Linked DNA regions of Homo sapiens: region 1 is linked to region 2. Evidence: read pairs that join two places in POLR2A ChIA-PET (ENCODE). Cell type or tissue: K562. All regions are shown on one strand.

Region 1 (4,000 bases), 1.3 Mb after region 2:
CCAAGGAACCTTTGTGGTTAATGCCATCCTCCTCCCTTTCGGATGAGGAAATTGAGGCTTGGAGAGGCCAAGGCACTTGCCCAAGGTGACAGAGCAAAGCCAGAACTCACTACCAGGTCTTCCTCCCACTGCTGGACACTGAAAGGGAGGTGGCAGGTTCCTCAGAAGCAGAGGAGACAGGAACAGACAGGGATGTGCACATTGAAGGTGAACCCCACAGCACTGAGGACCATCCAAGGAGGGCCCCTCACAGTGCATCCCACTCGGAAGGCACTTCCTGAATAGGGCACCCTTTGGAGTGAAATATTGGAGTGCACCTGTCCTTGGTGCACCCCCTTCCCCTCCACCAGGAGCTGTCAGCCTTGGCCAAGATGTGCCCACTCACCCTTCACCAAGTCTTTGGGAAGAGAGGCCAGGAAACTGCGCTGATCTAGACTTACAGAATTCACCATCATCTTGAAAGGCAAAGAAAAGCAAAATATCCTCGGGTATTTCCCTTCACAAGAAAATCTCAGCTGATCCTGGCAGATGACCCCTCGTCCTGCTCACTAAGAACCTTGGGGAATCTAAGCACATCCGAATATATCTCCCTCATTGGTGGAGGCACGTTTTCACGTTTCACTACCAGATGGCGGGTAGGGACGGGTTGTGGCGCAGAGGCCTCTCCCTGGGAAAGCAGCTTTCATCCACGTAATGATCTATCTCCAACTCAGAGAGGGCTCCAGGCCAGGTCTAGAAGGTGCTAGGAAGACTGATTTATTTGGAGGGGGAGTTCAGTAGTCCTTACACAGTGTGTGTTTAACACAAGTTACAAGACAACCCTGAGACCTGGCTGGCACGAAGCCCAGGCTGGTCGGGCCCTCCCTGGCTGGGCCAGGTGGGAGCCATGTGCAGCCAACACCTCTAGGGGAGAGGAGAGGGGACTATGGTGCCACCGACATTTTTGGCTCATGGTTTGAAGTGCTCTCCAGTGTGTGTCCCCTAGGTCTGTGGGTGTGGCTGGAGGGTACTCAGGAGACCTGGGGCATCCAGGGTGTGGGCAAGACCTCCTGCAGTCAGGGCGAGACCAGGCTGGGGAGAGGAGGAGGCAGAACCGAACTCCAAGGAGCGCAGAATTCTGACTCAGAACCTTCCAGGTGGTCATAAGGGTGTGTGTGTGTGTGTGTGTGTGTGTGTGTGTGTGTGTGTGTGTGTGTAGGGTAGAATGTATTTACCTGTATTAGCTCTAATCACATCCTTTAAATATTTACACAGGAGTAGGAGCCTCCCTGGTATTCTTGCCCAAGGCTCACTAAGTAATAGAGCCTGGACAGCCCCAGTCCAAGCACCGTCACATCTCCCCTGGCTGCCAAGATCACCTCCTATCAGGTCCCTCTGCTCCCCATCCTGACCCTGAGGCTCCAGTCTGAGCAGCCGGGAGAATTCCTAAACCTAAGGCAGATCTCACACCTGCCTGCACTTGGCCCAAACCCAAACTCCTCACCCGCTGGGTAAGGTCTATAGAGCTGTGCCGCCTCTCGGGTCATGTCGGGCATTGTTCTCTGCCTGCACACCCAGGTACATCCTCTGACCCTAGCCCAGTTACCCTCCTTCTTTGTTGTTTTATGCTTGAGCTCCTCCAACCCTTCACTACCCGGCCCCTTGCACTCCCTATTCCTCTGTCTTCCTCCAGCCCTTCCTCGGGCTGCTTCCTTCTTCTTGCCCTTCAGGTCTTGGTTTCAGTGTCACATCAGAGAGGTCCTCATCAGCCAGGTGAAAGTAGACTCCACCATCCTCTCATCTCACTTCATCCTGTTTCAATTCCCTGCATGGCACCTACCCCAGGAGGCAGCAACCCTTTCTGTAGAGGGCCAGATGGTCTCTGTGGCAACTCAACTCTGCCATGTAGGAACACCAGGCACAGACAAGAGTGTGTAGCTGTGTCTCAATAAAACTTTATTTACAGAAGCAGGCAGTGGGTTGTAGGCCATTGTTTGCCACCCCTTGACCTGACTTACACATTTTTCTTATCGGTTTCTTGGCTGGGTTCTGCCGATTTTGTTCACTGTGGTCTCTGCAGTGCCTAGAACAGCTCTTACAGTAGACACTGGAAATATCTTTTCAGTGTGTGAGTGAATGAATGTTATTTGGTAACTGTGTTGCTCTTTGAAGCCCTGGTAAATCTCCTAGTTTCTACTTTTCTTTCTTCCAGTACTGTTTTCTCCCTAGCAACTTAGCTTTCACTTTCTCATCAGACAAGAAGACTAAACATTAGCAAGCTGATGGGGAAGACCATTCACGGTCTGGGAAGGCCAGATAAGAGCACTGAGAGGCGATGTGGCCTTGCCCATGTGGCAGGGTGCAGTGAGACTGCACGGATGGTGCAGCAACTTTTAATTACGCAAATGCAGTTTACAGGTGGTGAATTTTTCAATCTGGGCAACTCCCCAATTGTTTTCATTTTTCAAAATATTCCTGGCCACCTTTCTTCACTGTTGGGTCTTAGGTTTAGTAAAAGCAAACTACTTTTTTTTTTTTTTTTTTTTTTTTTGAGACAGAGTCTTACTCTGTCACCCAGGCTGGAATGCAGTGGCATGATCTCAGTGCACTGCAACCTCCACCTCCTGGGTTCAAGCGATTCTACTGCCTCAGCCTCCCGAGTAGCTGGGACTACAGGCACACACCACCATCTCTGGCTAATTTATTTTAATTTTAATTTTAATTTTTTTTGTAGAGACGGGGTTTCACCATGTTGGCCAGGCTGGTTTTCAACTACTGACCTCAGGTGATCTGCCTGCCTCAGCCTCCCAAAGTGCTGGGATTACAGGCGTGAGCCACCGCACCCAGCCTACTTTTAATTTCAGGCTTACGGAAAATCTGATTAGAAGGATGGCCAAACAAAATAAAAATAAGCCAACTCCTCAACCCCCTTGAAATTCTTATTTTAAAATCAGATAAGAATGGAACTTGCAGTGATTATAGTAAAAATGGGTGCTGATATAAAAATCTAGATCAACCCCTTTCCCATAGAAGGGGTCCCTCCTTTCTTCTAGAAGGAGAACTGGGTTTGGCTGAGCAACAACACAGTCCTCAGGCAGGTTTGGACAGCTGCCCAGGGCTCTGTTACTGACTGAGCGCAAGGAAGTAGAAGGTACAACTTCCCTCTGTGATAAGGTGGTACCTACAGCCAAGCGCGGGCTCTCAGGGACCCCCAAAGCAATGATGAACCTATCAACAACCTTTGGTAGGGAGAAGCAGACTTCATCTCTAGCATTTGCTGATTCCTGTGGTGCAAATGCTCCCTCCCTGGCTGATTTCAAGACTCCCATGTGATGTCACCAGGTTGGGAAAACAAGCTCGGCGCTCAGGGACAGCACCAGAGGCTCCTGCACACTACTGCCCGAGTTCACTTAATGTGGAGGTGCGTCAGAGTCGATCCCATGCAGCTCAGCCCTGCCCCAGGTTCCTTCTTCCCCAAGAGCTGTAGCCTTGGCCTCAGCAGTCTTCAGTCTCCTGCCCCTTGAACTCTCCAGTGATCAAAACAGCCAGTCCCTCTCCCCTGCACATCTTCCACTGCTGCGGGCAAACAGGATGATTTTGGTTCTATTTCCAGATGCCAAATCCCATTGCTTCCCTAGCAAATATAGTTTAAAGACACATTGCTAGGCAATGTCAACTGATGAAAGCTGACAGCGTAGATAGAAAGTATTTCTTTTGCTCAATTGGCCCATTTGGAAACCAAATAAAATGGCAGGCAATGTAGGGCCACCATCCTCAGCTGTCCCAGATACAGACCTCTCCCCAGGACAGCGCTTTGGATCAACCTGCAGTGGTTCTTGCAGAGTGTGGTAGCACCCTAGGGGTTGAGAGAAAATGTGTGGAGGGATTCTTTTGGTTTTCACAATATGGCTGTAGGGAATGCTAGCATGTTAGATGCTTGGAGGCCAGGGACAAGAAACATCCTGCAAGGACAGGGCCTCCCAGTCACCCAAACTGCCAACAGCACCCAGTGAGAAACACT
Region 2 (4,000 bases):
AGAAATTATTAAGGAAGATTTGTCTATTTCCTCATTTATTTATTTTTCAATCATTTATTTATATCAGTAAGTACTCACAGATATTTATTTTACTCTCTGGGTCACAAGCAAACACTCTCCTTATTTATTGTATTGCTCAATTTGTTCTGATTTTGGCCATTGGGATTTTTTTTTTCAGGTTGGCCCTTATGCTCTTTCAAAATGCCTCTGACTTGTTATTTTTTGTTCCTTTTTTTTGTGAGAACTTTCTTAATTGCCGGCACTGCAAGATTTTCCAGGCTCATTTTGTAGTTTCTCTGCCCCTGTCCTAGAATCAGCCAATTCTCTGGGGAATCGTGTTTCCATTTATTGGAAAATGGTTTTTAGATAACAAGATTTGGGTGCTGGATGAACTTGTTGCCCTGGGATGTTATGCTTCCAGACCCTCTTGGCAGACAGAGCCAGTGAATATATTCATGTGTGTGCGCAGTCACCCTTGAATGTCCACACACTGACATTTATTTCAGTATCTGAAATATATACTTTCAGTATATATTTTCAAATATATTTCAGTATATATATATATATATATATATATATATATATATATATATATATTCATACAAATGATTTTTCTCACAAATTTTTTTGTTTCAGACTTGGTTTCCTAAAGTCAAGAAAAGCCTAAACCACAAGAAAAACTCATATGTGTGTTGATAAGTAGTAGATACAAGCTTCAGACCCCAACCTCCATTAAGCAAGACATATCTATTCCTTTATTTTTCTTGAAATATGACTAAATCTTTATGCTTTCAGGATGGTGTAGAACTGGATCTCAGGCAGTCTTGTAATCTCTTGCTCTCCTAGATTACACCCCGAGGGTCATCCAAGTGATAGGAAGGGCTGCTAGACTGAGATTCATCATAGAGGCTGCAGGCTTCCTCACTGTCTTAGCTGGCAGTGGCCCAGTGGACCTGGAAGCTCTCTATTCCCATGACCCGAGAGGGATACAGGAATTTTAGCCAAGGCTGAGAGCCCCAGTGCTTGGGTTCACCCTCTATTCCTTGTCTGGTCTCACTCCTCCTCTGGGTTCTTTGTTTCTACTCCCAACCACTCCTCTCCCTGTCTCCACATACTTGCTTAGCCTCTGAGAAATCTCTCTCTTTCCTCTTGTTGCCAACAAAGGCTCTTAGGATAACCTCTTTAATACAGTCAGATTTTAGGAAAGCAAAGGCCAGAAAAGAAGAGCCTAGGCCTGCTATTGCCTCCAGTGGTTACTCCAGTGGAATTAGGAGGAAGGAGGCCAACACACCTGTGTCCAAGTTCTCATCTGGGTGGCATTTCCAAAGCCCTCGTCTGGTAAACAGAAATGTTTATCAATTTTGGCGGAAATAATTGTACTTGTGCACCCTGTCTTTTTGAATCAGACAACATCAGTGGTGTTGGGTCACAGGATGGTGTGCGATGAAGCAGGAAAATCACTGATAAAAGAATGCTCCTCGAGAATCTGGGTCTTGAAGGATGGTCTCCACTCTCTTGGAAATTCCACCCAGGCTCATTCCAAACTGTCTTGGGTGATTGAACAACTAGTGATTTGGTTACCGGACTCTGCTGCACTGTGAGGCTCTTTCATAGGAGGGAAAGCCACTACTGTTTTTTGGATTTAGACTCAACACAACTGTCCTGAGGGAGGTGATGGAAGGGACAGGTGTAGTGGCTGCCCGTACCTGGGACCATGGTCCCACCTTTGTTGGAGCCATAGTTCTTTAATAACAGCTATTTTCTTTGGGTTATAAACCTTATAACCCTAAGATTTTGTGTTCAGTATAAAACAAAGAATAACAAAAATTATGATGAAGAAGATAAAAGTAATCTATTGTTCAACTACTCAAAATAAATGCTGAAATATTTTTTAAAAAATTTTCCTGTGGAATTTTCCAAAAACTGGGAGGTAGTATGGCCTGTGGTTCCAGGTGTCCCTGGGAACCACCTTGCTGTGTTTGATTTCTGTTTCTTCAGTGAGGAACTGTGTGGCCTTTGGTAGTTTTCTTAATTCTACTGATCCTAATTGTCTTGATGTATCAAATGGGGATAAATATACCACGTATTAGTTTTCTAGAGCTGCTGCAAGAAACCACCACAAACTAAGTGGCTTAAAAGAACAGAAGTTTATTCTTTTACAGTTCTAGAGTCCACAAGTTTGAAGGCTCTAAGGGAGGAGGCCACCCCTCATATTGTCTTATGCCCAATTTCTGCCTCCAAAGAAGGAAGAAGTAAAAACTAAAAGGCAAAAATGAAATCCACAGGCAGACAGCCCAGCGCTGCACCCTGGCCCTGGTAGTTAAAGATCGACCCCTGACCTAACCGGTTATGTTATCTATAGATTCCAGACATTGTTTGGAGAAGCACTGTGAAAATCCCTTTCCTGTTCTGTTCCGTTCTGATTACCGGTGCATGCAGCCCCCAGTCACTTACCACCTGCTTGCTCAATTGATCAAGATCCTCTCACACGGACCCCCTTAGAGTTGTAAGCCCTTAAAAGGGACAGGAATTGCTCACTCAGGGAGCTCGGTTTTTGAGATGTGAGTCTTGCCAAAGCTCCTGCCTGAATAAAGTACCTTCCTTCTTTAACTCAGTGTCTGAGGGGTTTGTCTGCGGCTCGTCCTGCTACAGCTCTAGGGGAGAATCCTGTCTTGCCTTTTTGCTAGCTTCTGGTGTCTGTTAGCAAGCCTTGGTGTGCCTTGTTTTCAAGGTGAATCATCACCCCAATCTCTGCCTCCATCTTCACACAACCCTGTCCCCTATGTGCCTGTGTCCAAATTTCCCTCTTCTTATAAGCACACCAGTTATCACGTTACGACCTATTCCCTAATCCAGCATGAACTTAACTTGATTGCTTCTGCAAAGACCTCATTTCCAAGTAAGATCATAGTCACAGGTCTGCACAGACATGAATTTTGGGGACACTAATTCAACCCAGTATATACCTTCCTCATAGGGTTGTTTCAAGAAATAAATGAAATGCTTGTTCCAAAGCACCTAGCACTGTGCATGACAGGACATAAAATAGCCACTCAGTAAAAGACAGCTTTAGCCAGCTGTGGTAGTTCACACCTATAGTTGGGAGGCTGAGGTGGGAGGATCACTTGAGCCTAGGAGTTTGAGGTAGCCTGAGCAACATAGCAAGACCCTGTCTCTAAAAAGAAAAGAAAAGAAAAAAAGAAAAGTGGAAAGGAAGGAAGAAAGGAGGAAGGAAAGAAAGGAAGAAAAAAATGTAAACAGCTCTATATCCACTGAATAGAGCTCAATATTTAAAAAATAAATAAATGACAGTTTTTTTTAGCATTCCAGTTAAAAATATCTATCTATATATAACCATCTCTATAGCTATATTTCCATAAAACATGCCAGAGGTGTGGTGTGGTGTTGAGACAGCAAAATGCCCAGGAAGATAAAAAGGGGTCCGCTGCGAATCTCCGACCAGCCCCGCGAGTGTTTGCATGGATGCTTTTGTGCAGATGAGGGAACCTGCCCAGGGCTTGTCTGAGCATGCTCACAGCAGACCGGTGCCCAACATGCGCACTGGGGGAAGTAGGTGGAGCCACGGGGAATTCACGCGGTTTGCAGCGGGGAGGAGCCTGGCTTCTCCTGTTCTTGTGTGGTGACCTGGAATTCAATTTGTGAGATGGAAAACCTGCTAGCAGGACTCTCTCTTGCTTTGCTGAGAGTTATTTTTCCCTTTTCCTTTTCGCCAAGTGAATTCCGTTCCCCTCACCTTTCAAAGTGTCTGCATGCCTAACTTTTCCTGTCATGTGACAAGAACCCGTTTTTTTTTTTTCTACAACAGTGTGAACTGGAAAATATGATACATATGTATGTATACACTGTATAGTACTAATTAGAGCTGTGCTTCATGAAGCCTCTGCCCTGCTTGTTAGAATAACTGCTCTATTTTTCCTTATGCTATTAAAACGTAACATAAAATATCAAACACCTGAGTTTTGACGTCTATCGTTTTCCA

The links. Peaks named below come from ENCODE experiments on the same cell type or tissue, not always from the same donor. Only the 100,000 strongest peaks of a DNase experiment are listed, where the experiment ranks them.
Region 1: POLR2A ChIA-PET joins it to region 2 with 5 read pairs; 1 of 35 experiments calls an interaction of 5 or more read pairs at or near these places.

What each region holds. Positions count from the first base shown.
Region 1 is chr9:87,673,045-87,677,044 of GRCh38, reverse strand. All of the region lies in intron 19 of DAPK1 (death associated protein kinase 1), which reads right to left. Among named protein-coding and RNA genes, the nearest start is that of CTSL, 51 kb to the left of the region's middle. In K562, no CTCF peak of the experiment used is centred here; a DNase peak (open chromatin) is centred at 2,274; H3K4me3 peaks cover 212 bases.
Region 2 is chr9:88,932,525-88,936,524 of GRCh38, reverse strand. No RefSeq gene overlaps it. Among named protein-coding and RNA genes, the nearest start is that of S1PR3, 57 kb to the left of the region's middle. RefSeq lists an enhancer at 3,417-3,711. In K562, no CTCF peak of the experiment used is centred here; a DNase peak (open chromatin) is centred at 3,544.